Linked DNA regions of Homo sapiens: region 2 is linked to region 1. The links are chromatin contacts, found by Hi-C in ENCODE. All regions are on one chromosome and are shown on one strand. The core of a region is the stretch at or near the end of the contact, and the rest is flanking DNA. Distances in the headings are between cores, read along the strand shown.

Region 1 (6,128 bases), core at 1,886-4,385:
CAAGATCTTTGTCTCTAGGGGTTCATTCGTTGGAGGAAAACCAAGGGTCAGAGAAGCCAAGTGACCTGCCAGATTTGCAAATCAAATAGTGGCAGAGCCAATACTGGAAACAAAGAACCCCATTCTTTCTTCTCCACAGGATTCAGTTACTGAGATCATGATCTCTTATTTTGGTTTTCTTTTCTTTTCTTTTTTTTGTTTTGAGATAGTGTCTCTCTCTCTCTCTGTCACCTAGCAGGAGTGCAGTAGTACCATCATAGCTCACTACAATCTCCAACTCCTAGGCTCAAATGATCCCCTGGCCTCAGCCTACCAAGTAGCTGGAACTATAGGCATGAACCACTATATCCTGGCTAATTAAAACATTTGTTTTTGTAGAGACAGAGTCTTGCTATATTGCCCAGGCTGGTCTTGAACTCCTGGCCTAAGCAATCCTCTCACCTTGGACTTCCAAAGTGTGGGGATTACAGGTGTGAGCCACCATGCTCAGCCATGATCTCTTATTCTTGACATCCTGAGATGCAAGTACTGGGCCAAGGCTTTAAATGGCTTTTCCTGCAGTGGGATTACCAAGTCCCGACCACCCTGCAACCCCTGCTCTGGCAATGATCTCCATCTCCTGTTATTTGTGCTCTTGTGTAATTTCCTTCCACTAAGTGACTAATGATTCACTTCTGGCAAATAAAATGCAGTATTCATGATAGAACGGCACTTCTGAGATAGGTTATAAAAAGACTGTGGTTTGCACCCTGGGTGTGCTCTCTCTTGCTGTCTTTCCTGAATCACATGTGGTAGAGGAAGCAAGTTGCCATACTGTGAGTGGTCTTTTGGAGAGGCCTATGTGGTGTGACGAGGAACTAAGATCTTTAGCCTCATAACTCATAAGGAACTGACGCCTGATGACAACCACGTGAGCAAGCTTGGGATTGGAGCTTTCAGCTCTAGTTGAGTCTTCAGATGAGTCCATGTTCCTGGCCAACAGCTTGATGGCAGCCTCTTCAGAGAACTTGAGCCAGAGGCATCCAGCTAAGACTCATTCATATTCCTGCCCCGTAGAAACTGGGAGATAATAACGTTTTTTGTTTTAAACTATTAAACTTTGGGGTAATTTGTTATACAGAGATAGATAATACAGTATCTTTGCTGCCTGGACTTTAACTTAGTCCTCTCCTTCCTGGAGGTGTCTCCAAGGGCCCACTCAGCCTGGTGATGATAATTGGAACTGGGAGACTACAGTGTGTTGAGGGGCGCTGCAGTTAGGGGAGTATGGCTGGAGGAGCAGAAAGTAATTCTATGAAGAATGACCTCATCCTTCAGAGAATGGCTGTGGAGGAACACAGGACTGGAGAATAAAGCCTCTCTGTCATGCAAGTCCAGCTGGGCTGGGCAAGGTCTCGGTGCCAAGCTGGGCTGAAAGTGTTAAAGACTATGGACTTCCCCTTGGCAAGATTGGGGCTCCCATTAAGTCACTAGGAAGAAGATGAAAAGTGAGAGGGAATTGGGGCAACAGTACGGAGACTGGAAGCTATAGTTAGTGTCCAAAGGATCAGGCTCTGCTACTTACTGGCTCAATGACCTTGAACAAGTTGTTTAAGTTCTTTGAACCAAACATTTAAAGTGAGTATTGTAATAATATCCACTTTGAAGGGCCATTTTAAAGATTAAATGGGATGATTTAGATAGAGCTTTGAGCAGAATGCAGAATAGTTGATATTACTATTATTCCTGGAAGGGATCCAAGTTGGAAGTTTTGCCTTCAATGTTTCTGCTGTGATCTGGGTGGGTGGAAGGGGCCAGCAGGGCCCCCCCAGTAGGTCTGTGGAGGGCAATTTGGTGAGCCCCTCTCAAAAGCAAATGCATAAATAAAAGGCCAGTGGAGATACCAGAGACCACCTCAAAAGGGAATTGGAACATCAGAAGATTCGTATGAAAAAGGCTTGTAGTCTACAAAACATGGGTAAACCTTCAAATATAGCTCAACCCTCATTTGACATAGAGAAACTCTTATCGACAGCTTACTCCAATAAGTCAATGGACAAAAATGGGCAAAGGGTCTCATCTGGAAGCCATGACTCATGGTTCTCCAGAGAACTCGTACAGGAGCAGAACCCAGGAGGGTGAATTCACACCTCATCGATGTCAGTAATTTCACACTGAGGAGAAGGTATCAGTGTAATGAGTTGGAAAACAAGACAATATTAGAAGAGAAGTGATGCTTCAGAAATGAGATGAAAGTTTTTGTAGAAAAGATCACAGAAAAGTCCATGATTATAAAGGATAGCCTTGATTGATCACAGTTGGGTGGAAGATTTAAGAGGATGAAAAAATTGAGTAATAAAAACATATATGAACACTTCCCAAGGTTTGCAAGGGTTATGTTTCTGAGTCTGGTGTATTTCAAAAATTGTACATGTGTTGACATTGTGTATGTGAATCTAACATAATTCTGAAGATGATTATTGTATGCAGGACCCTACAGAGAATATGATATAATAGGGCTACCTGTATATGATCAGTCCCTAAAGTTTTTGAAACATTAGTAGGTAAAAGCAGGATAAGTGCTCATTTAAAATTTATGGGCCCGTGTGGTTGCTCATGCCTGTAATCCCTGCACTTTGGGAGGCCAAGGCAGGAGGATTGCTTGAACCCAGGAGTTCGAGACCAGCCTGAACAACATGGCAAAACCCCGTCTCTACTAAAGATACAAAACTTAGCCGGGCATGGTGGCACATGCCTGTAGTCCCAGCTACTCAGGAGGCTGAGGAGGGAGGATCACTGGAGCCTGGAAGGTTGAGGCTGCAATGAGAAGGTTGAGCCTGGGTGACAGAGTGAGACCCTGTCTCAAAAAATAAAACAATAATAAAATAAGATAAAATAAAATTTACAGATCATTTTCTGAATCTAAATTTACAGACCTTAATTTACCTTTGGAGGAGACTGCTGCTTTAAGAAAAAAAATCTCAGAATGGCCCTTTTGTTATCCAGAAGTAAAACATTGTACTCATTGTTCTTGATGGAAATTGTGACATCATTGTTAAACTGACTATAGATATTGGTAATGTAAATTGTGACTTTGCAAAGCTACTATTTACTGAGCATTTCCCATAAGGTCAAAAGAACCACTTGGAACACTCATTCAGCATACAGATTCTGAGCCCCTCCCTGAAGATCTGATTCACTAGGCTTGGTGTAAAGTCCTGGAACCCATAGATTTAACAGGAGCCCTCCACTGGCATATATTATGGGAAATAGTTTGGGAAGTAGTGCTTTACATGATTTATGTCAAGTAATTATTACAATTGCTCTCTGAAGCCGCTACCATGATTATCTCAATTTTACAGATGAAGAAACCAGCTCAGAGTATAAGATATGGTATACCTAAGTCAAATAGTTAATAAACAGGAGCGCTGCTGACTCTGGCACCCAGGACTGCTTGTCTTCAAAGCCAGGTAGGTGCAAAACCATTTTACTGTTCTGGTTGGTAGGCATGGTTGATCAACAGCTGCATAGGTTAGCTGGCTGGCTATTTCCACATACGCCCTCACTGGGTTAGGGCATGGGAAGTTGCTTGCAGGGAGTGAGGCATAGAGGGGAAGAATGGGAGGTCTGAAGTCTTCTTGGTGAGATAATTTATGGACTCCGAGCTCAAACAGTGCTGCTTTGGGGCCCAGGAGACAAAATGTGACACCGACATAGATCTGGGGCTCTAGATAGTGGTGATATTGAGAGCATCAGGAGATGGTACCCTCCGAAGATCACTGGTGATTTCAGAAGGGGCATCTAAGAATCTCCCTCCGATGCTACCAGGGCTGTGACATGGGACAGGGCACCTGAAATAGGAGAGGGAGAATATGATGGATGTTGTGTGGTGATTGTAAATAAGTGGGTTGTTTTAAGAGCATATAAGATATGCCCTTGGGGACTGCTCCAAATAACTGGGAAATGCCTTTTGTAAGGAAGGTTGGATGAGGTGGGAGCCCAAGTCATTGTCATGTGGACAATAAAAGTAAATGGGACCCCATTTTATATCCACAGACCTTGACACTTAGATTACATAGTTGGATTTTTGATGTGTCTAGACCTCATTATGTTTCTTAAGGACGGGTGCTGTAATACAGTGTCTAGCCCAGGGGGAGAGACGCAATAAAGATCTTGTGTTGAATAGAGAAAATTTGAGCTGTAGCTCCCCTCTTTCACTAACTGTTTGTGTTAGGCCGTTTTTTGCATTGCTATAAAGAAATACCTGAGACTGGGTAATTTTTAAAGAAAAGAGGTTTCATTGGCTCACAGTTCTGCAGGCTTCATGGGAAGCATGGTGCTGGGATCTCCTTGGCTTCTGGGAAGGTCTCAGGGAGCTTACAATCATGGTGGAAGCCAAAGGGGGAGCAGGAGCAAGAGAGGGAGAGTGGCAAGGGTGGTGCCACACACTTTTAAATGCCCAGCTCTCACAAGAATTCACTCTCACTATCGCAAAGGCAGCACCAAGCCATGAGAGATCCACTCCCATAATCCAAACACCTCCCACCAGGCCCCACCTCCAGCATTGGGGATCAGAGTTCAACATGAGGATTTGGGCGGGGACAAATATCAAAACTGTATGTCTGTTCCTCAGCTTCCTCTTCCTTCCTATTCCATAGCCCAGCTTTATTTCTGGCAAAGACTAAGATGCTGAGGCTCTTGTGTTTGTTCTTCCCTTCTCACATATTGGTCATGTGGTGGGTAGGAGTTGTAGGATGGTGATTTATTGAGTGATTTGTGAGACATTGGCCTAAGAACTCAAATACAAATGCACACCCATGCCACTATCTCATTTAATCCTCACCTCCACCCTGTGAAGAAAATGTTATCCATACATGATAATGAGGGCTCCCCTACCCAGAGCATGAAGGTATGGAAAATAAAGTTTCCATTTGAGAACGAGACTCTTTAGATTTTACACAATGGGTGAGAACAGCCACTTACAGTGAAATAAAAATCAGTCTGTGAAGATGTGACTTAAGAGTTTGAGACTCCCTCCCCGCTACCTCCAGTGCCATTCAAGGTGACCAGGGAGACATTCCCAAAAGGAGTGTAATTACAAAGTGGAAACCAAGCAATTTGCTTTCCATTCTTTTGGGAAAGGCAGGGAGAACAGAAGGCAAGTGGTTGGCCTGGTAGGATGGAAAAGGAAACCCAAAGAACTTGGTGATGCCCAAACACTGAAGAGAACACAGGGAGGCTAACCAAATAGAGACCTACCTTTCTGTGGCAATGCTGTGGAAGGATGGTGAGAGGCCCACAAGCCACTTAGACAGGGGACCCTGATTAAGATCAATAAAGCAAGTCATAGACTCTTATTCCAAGCTTCACAAGCAAGACACTTCCATAGGTCCCTGGGATGCCAAGCCTCTGGGTGGGAGATACTCCCTGAGCCATTGTACCCATCAAGTCTGCTCCCTGGCCTTCTGGGATTTATGCTCCAGTTCTTGTGCTCTTGGACACTCTAACTCCTGAGACGTGAACCATCCATATGCCAATAAATCAGGTCTGGGAGCTTCTCAGGCCATGCACAGATTCTGGACTGTGGTGAGTTGATGAAAGGAAATGCCTGTCTGGTGAGCCACCTGGCCTTCCTTAGGAACACCCCTCTGAATCTTTGGGCCCAGAGCATACCTTTTGCACAAGAGAAAGTGTCACTCCCTCCATTCTGGCAGCCAAACAAACACAGATTTTAAACACTTGGCCAAGGTCACTCAAGCAAAACCCTTTTTCCTCTGTTCCCGAAGCCCATACACGTATCTCCTCCCCAACTGTCCTTCCAGAGATTTACCTTCTGTTTCTCCCCCTTTCTCTCCACTCCTTCCTCCCGGGCCCTTCTCTATTGTCCCACAGCCTTGTGGTGGCACTCCAGCAGTTTTCCACAGGGAAATCCTCTTCTGGGCCAAGGCTGCATCGCGGGAGCCTTTGAGCTCTTGCTTCTGTCTCATTACAGGACTCCGACTACTGAAGGCCCAAGACTCTTGGCGGTCTGAATCTGGGGTCCCAGCTGCCTTGCCAGGATGGCAGATATCTCTCCACTAATGCAGGTGTCTTAGAAGGTAGGCCTTGTTGCTTCAGAAAGCAGTGGGTGTTAGAGGCTAAAATGGCAG
Region 2 (6,128 bases), core at 1,900-4,399, 240 kb before region 1:
ACGAGAGACTGTGTGAGGCCTATCGTATGTATACTCCCTTTGATCCCGATAGCCCTGAAAATCAGTGCATGATTAACATGGCTTTAGTTATTCAAAGCACAGAAGACATTAGAAGAAAACTGCAGAAACAGGCTGGGTTTGCAAGGATGAACACATCACAGTTATTAGAAATAGCTAACCAGGTGTTTGTAAACAGGGATGCAGTAAGCCGTAAGGAAAACCAGAAAGAGAATGAACGTCAGGCCCAGCGAAACGCTGATCTGTTAGCTGCAGCAATCAGAGGGGACCCCCCAAAGAGGCAAGGGAAGGGGGGCCCCGGGAAAGAAACTCAGCCTGGCTGTCAGAGCTTGCAGCGTAATCAGTGTGCTTATTGTAAAGAAATAGGACATTGGAAGAACAAGTGCTCTCAGCTAAAAGGAAAACAAGGTGACTTGGAGCAGGAGGCACCAGACAAGGAGGAAGGGGCCCTGCTCAACCTGGCAGAAGGGTTATTGGACTGAGGGGGACTGGGCTCAAGGGCCCCCAAAGAGCCTATGGTCAGGATGACAGTTGGGGGTAAAGACATTGATTTTCTTGTAGATACCGGTGCTGAACATTCGGTAGTAACCGCCCCGGTCGCCCCCTTATCCAAAAAGACTATTGACATAATCGGAGCCACGGGAGTTTCAGCAAAACAAGCTTTCTGCTTGCCCCGGACTTGTACTGTAGGAGGACATAAAGTGATTCATCAGTTTTTGTACATGCCTGACTGTCCCTTGCCCTTGTTGGGAAGGGACTTGCTTAGCAAGCTGAGAGCCACTATCTCTTTTACAGAGCATGGCTCTTTGCTGCTAAAGTTACCCAGAACGGGAGTCATTATGACCCTTACGGTCCCCCGAGAGGAGGAATGGAGACTTTTCTTAACTGAGTTGAGCCAAGAGATAAGACCAGCTCTGGCTAAGTGGTGGCCAAGAGTGTGGCCTGAAGACAACCCTCCAGGGTTGGCAGTCAACCAAGCCCCCATACTTATAGAAGTTAAGCCTGGGGACCAGCTGGTTAGGCAAAAACAGTACCCGGTCCCCAGAGAAGCTCTTGAAGGTATCCAGGTCCATCTCAAGTGCCTAAGAACCTTTGGAATTAAAGTTCCTTGTCAGTCTCCACGGAACACTCTCCTCCTGCCTGTTCCCAAGCCTGGGACCAAGGACTACAGGCCGGTACAGGATTTGCGCTTGGTTAATCAAGCTACAGTGACTTTACATCCAACAGTACCTAACCCGTACACATTGTTGGGGTTGCTGCCAGCTGAGGACAGCTGCTTCACCTGCTTGGACCTGAAAGACGCTTTCTTTAGCATCAGATTAGCCCCTGAGAGCCAGAAGCTATTTGCCTTTCAGTGGGAAGATCCGGAGTCAGGTGTCACTACTCAGTACACTTGGACCCGGGTTCCCCAAGGGTTCAAGAACTCCCCCACCATCTTTGGGGAGGTGTTGGCTCGAGACCACCAGAAGTTTCCCACCAGAGACCTAGGCTGTGTGTTGCTCCAGTATGTTGATCTTTTGCTGGGACACCCCACGGCAGTCGGGTGCGCCAAGGGAACAGACACACTACTCCGGCACCTGGAGGACTGTGGGTATAAGGTGTCCAAGAAAAAAGCTCAGATCTGCCAACAGCACGTACATTACTTGGGATTTACTATCCGACAGGGGGAGCGCAGCCTGGGATCAGGAAGAAAGCAGGTCATTTGCAATCTGCCAGAGCCTAAGACCAGAAGGCAGGTGAGAGAATTCTTAGGAGCTGCGGGGTTTTGCAGACTGTGGATCCCAAACTTTGCAGTATTAGCTAAGCCTTTGTGTGAGGTCACAAAGTGGGGGGGACCGGGACCTTTTGAATGGGGATCCCAGCAACAGCAAGCCTTTCATGAGTTAAAGGAAAAACTTATGTCAGCCCCAGCCCTGGGGCTATCCGATCTGACAAAGCCTTTTACATTGTATGTGTCAGAGAGAGAAAAGATGGCAGTTGGAGTTTTAACCCAAACTGTGGGGCCCTGGCTGAGGCCGGTGGCCTATCTCTCTAAACAACTAGACGGGGTTGCTAAAGGATGGCCCCCATGTTTGAGGGCCTTGGCACCAACTGCCCTGCTAGTACAAGAAGCAGATAAGCTGACTCTTGGGCAAAACCTGAACATAAAGGCCCCCCATGCTGTGGTGACTTTAACGAATACTAAAGGACATCATTAGCTAGCGAATGCTAGACTCACTAAGTACCAAAGTTTGCTCTGTGAAAATCCCCGTATAACCACTGAAGTTTGTAACACCCTGAACCCCACTACCTTGCTCCCGGTATCAGAGAGCCCTGTCAAGCATGATTGTGTAGAAGTATTGGACTCAGTTTACTCTAGCAGACCTGACCTCTGGGACCAGCCTTGGGCATCAGTAGACTGGGAACTATACGTGGATTGGAGCAGCTTCATCAACCCACAAGGAGAGAGATTTGCAGGGTGTGCGGTGGTAACCCTGGGCACTGTTGTTGAAGCCAGATCGTTGCCCCAGGGCACTTCAGCCCAGAAAGCTGAACTCATTGCTTTCATTCAGGCCTTAGAACTCAGTGAAGGTAAGACTGTCAACATTTACACTGACTCTCGGTATGCCTTTTTAACCCTTCAAGTGCATGGAGCATTATATAAAGAAAAGCGCCTATTGAACTCTGGGGGAAAGGACATAAAATATCAACAAGAAATCTTGCAATTATTAGAAGCAGTATGGAAACCACACAAGGTGGCCGTTATGCATTGCAGAGGACACCAGCGAGCTTCCACCTTGGTGGGTTTGCGGAATTCCCGCGCTGACTTAGAGGCTCGAAAAGCAGCATCTGCCCCCTTCCGGGCATCAGTCACAGCACCCCTGCTCCCTCAAGCGCCTGATCTTTTACCTACTTATTCTAAAGAAGAAAAGGACTTTCTCCAGGCAGAGGGAGGACAAGTGATGGAGGAAGGATGGATTCGGTTACCAGATGGGAGAGAAGCTGTGCCACAGCTGCTAGGAGCCGCAGTTGTGCTGGCTGTGCATAAAACCACCCATCTAGGCCAGGAGTCACTTGAAAAGTTGTTAGTCCGGTATTTCTACATCTTGCATTTGTCAGCCCTTGCCAAAACGGTGACGCAGCGGTGTGTTACCTGCCCAAAGCATAATGCGAAGCAAGGTCCAGCTGTTCCGCCCGTCATACAAGCTTATGGAGCAGCCCCCTTTGAAGATGTCCAGGTGGACTTCACAGAGATGCCAAAGTGTGGAGGTAACAAGTATTTACTAGTTCTTGTGTGTACCTACTCTGGTGGGTGGAGGCTTATCCAGCACAAACTGAGAAAGCTCGTGAAGTAACCTGTGTGCTTCTTCGAGATCCTATTCCTAGATTTGGACTGCCCTTACGGATCGGCTCAGATAATGGGCCAGCATTTGTGGCTGACTTGGTACAGAAGAGGGCAAAGGTATTGGGGAACACATGGAAACTGCATGCTGCCTACCGGCCTCAGAGTTCCAGAAAGGTGGAGTCGATGAATTGGACTATCAAAAATAGCTTAGGGAAAGTATGTCAGGAAACAGGATTAAAATGGATACAGGCTCTCCCTATGGTATTATTTAAAATTAGATGTACCCCTTCTAAAAGAACAGGATATTCCCCTTATGAAATATTGTATCATAGGCCCCCTCCCATATTGCAGGGACTTCCAGGCACTCCCCGAGAGTTAGGTGAAATTGAGTTACAGCGACAACTACAGGCTTTAGGAAAAATTACACAAACAATCTCAGCCTGGGTAAATGAGAGATGCCCTGTTAGCTTATTCTCCCCAGTTCACCCTTTCTCCCCAGGTAATCGAGTGTGGATCAAGGACTGGAACGTAACTTCTTTGTGCCCACGGTGGAAAGACCGTAGTCTGTCGTCCTGACCACTCCCACCGCTGTGAAGGTAGAGGGAATCCCAGCCTGGATCCACCACAGCCGTGTAAAACCTGCAGCACCTGAAACCTGGGAGGCAAGACCAAGCCCAGACGACCCTTGCAGAGTGACCCTGAGGAAGACGACAAGCCCTGCTCCAGTCACACCCAGAAGCTGACTGGTCCACGCACGGCCGAAGCATGAGGAAGCTCATCGTGGGATTCATTTTTCTTAAATTCTGGACTTACACAGTAAGGGCTTCAACTGACCTTACTCAAACTGGGGACTGTTCCCAGTGTATTCATCAGGTCACTGAGGTAGGACAGCAAATTAAAACAATCTTTCTGTTCTATAGTTATTATGAATATATGGGAATGTTAAAAGAAACTTGTTTGTATAATGCCACTCAGTACAAGGTATGTAGCCTGGGAAATGACCCACCTGATGTGTGTTATAACCCATCTGAGCCCCCTGCAACCACCATTTTTGAAACAAGATTAAGAACTAGCCTTTTCCTAGGTGACACAAGTAAAATAATAACTAGAACAGAAGAAAAAGGAATCCCCAAACAAATAATTTTAAGATTTGATGCTTGTGCAGCCATTAATAGTAACAAACTAGGAACAGAATGTGGTTCTCTTAACTGGGAAAGGAGCTACAGAGTAGAAAATAAATATGTTTGTCATGAGTCAGGGGATTGTGAAAATTGTGCCTTTTGGCCATGTGTTATTTGGGCTACTTGGAAAAAGAACAAAAAAGACCCGGTTCATCTTCAGAAGGGGGAAGCCAACCCTTCCTGTGCTGCCGGTCACTGTAACCCACTAGAACTAATAATTACCAATCCCCTAGATCCCCATTAGAAAAAGGGAGAACGTGTAACCCTGGGGATCGATGGGACGGGGTTAAACCCCCAAGTTGCCATTTTAATTAGAGGGGAGGTCCACAAGCGCTCTCCCAAGCCAGTATTTCAAACCTTTTATGAGGAGCTGAATCTGCCAGCACCAGAACTTCCGAAAAAGACAAAAAATTTGTTTATCCAATCAGCAGAAAATGTAGCTCATTCCCTTAATGTTACTTCTTGTTATGTATGCGGGGGAACCACTATCGGAGACCGATGGCCTTGGGAAGCCCGAGAGTTGGTGCCTACTGATCCAGCTCCTGATGTAATTCCAGTTCAGAAGGCCCAAGCTAGCAACTTCTGGGTCCTAAAAACCTCAATTATTGGACAATACTGTATAGCTAGAGAAGGGAAAGTCTTTATCATCCCTGTAAGAAAGCTTAATTGTATAGGACAGAAGTTGTACAACAGCACAACAAAGACAATTACTTGGTGGGGCCTAAACCACACTGAAAAGAACCCATTTAGTAAATTTTCTAAATTAAAAACTGCCTGGGCTCATCCAGAATCTCATCAGGACTGGGCAGCTCCCGCTGGACTATACTGGATATGTGGGCACGGAGCCTACATTCGGTTACCTAATAAATGGGCAGGCAGTTGTGTTATTGGCACTATTAAGCCGTCCTTTTTCTTATTACCCATAAAAACGGGTGAGCTCCTAGGTTTCCCTGTCTATGCCTCCCAAGAGAGGCATAGTTATAGGAAACTGGAAAGATAATGAGTGGCCCCCTGAAAGGATCATACAGTATTATGGGCCTGCCGCATGGGCACAAGACAGCTCATGGGGATACTGAATCCCCATCTACATGCTCAATCAGATCATATGGTTGCAGGCCATCTTAGAAATAATTACTAATGAAACTTTGACTGTTTTAGCTTGGCAGGAAACCCAAATGAGGAATGCTATCTCTCAGAATAGGCTGGCCTTGGACTACTTGCTAGCAGCTGAAGGAGGAGTTTGTGAAAAATTTAACTTAACCAGTTGCTGCCTACAAATAGATGATCAAGGACAGGTGGTTGAAAACATAGTCAGGGACATGACAAAGGTGGCACATGTGTCTGTACAGGTTTGGCACGAGTTTGATCCTGAGTCTTTCTTTGGAAAATGGTTTCCAGCTACAGGAGGATTAAAAACCCTCATTGTAGGTGTAGTGCTAGTAATAGGAACTTGCTTGCTGCTCCCCTGTGTATTACCCTTGCTTTTTCAAATGATAAAATGTTTTGTTGCTACTTTGGTTCATCAAAAAACTTCAGCACACGTGTATTATATGAATCACTATCGCTCTATCTCGCAAAGAGACTCAGAAAGTGAGGATGAGAGT

The links. A loop is a pair of places that touch in the nucleus more often than their neighbours do. Pooled maps may share reads with other maps.
Region 2: a pooled map shows a loop between it and region 1 (2.6-fold over the local background). The contact joins the enhancer-like site here to the promoter of LINC01992 in region 1. A Hi-C loop is called at or near these places in 1 of 168 maps with a recorded cell type or tissue (Caco-2), 1 of 37 single-sample maps with no recorded cell type and 2 of 50 pooled maps.

Annotation. Positions count from the first base shown.
Region 1 is chr17:27,988,714-27,994,841 of GRCh38, reverse strand. It overlaps LINC01992 (long intergenic non-protein coding RNA 1992), which reads left to right and starts at 3,135. Exons shown (of 5, transcript NR_146896.1): 1 at 3,135-3,449; 2 at 5,972-6,077.
Region 2 is chr17:28,231,057-28,237,184 of GRCh38, reverse strand. No RefSeq gene overlaps it. Among named protein-coding and RNA genes, the nearest start is that of TMEM97, 85 kb to the left of the region's middle. Within about 2 kb of position 3,149, at least 13 of the 41 ENCODE cell types and tissues checked have a DNase peak (open chromatin) inside an H3K27ac peak, as active enhancers do.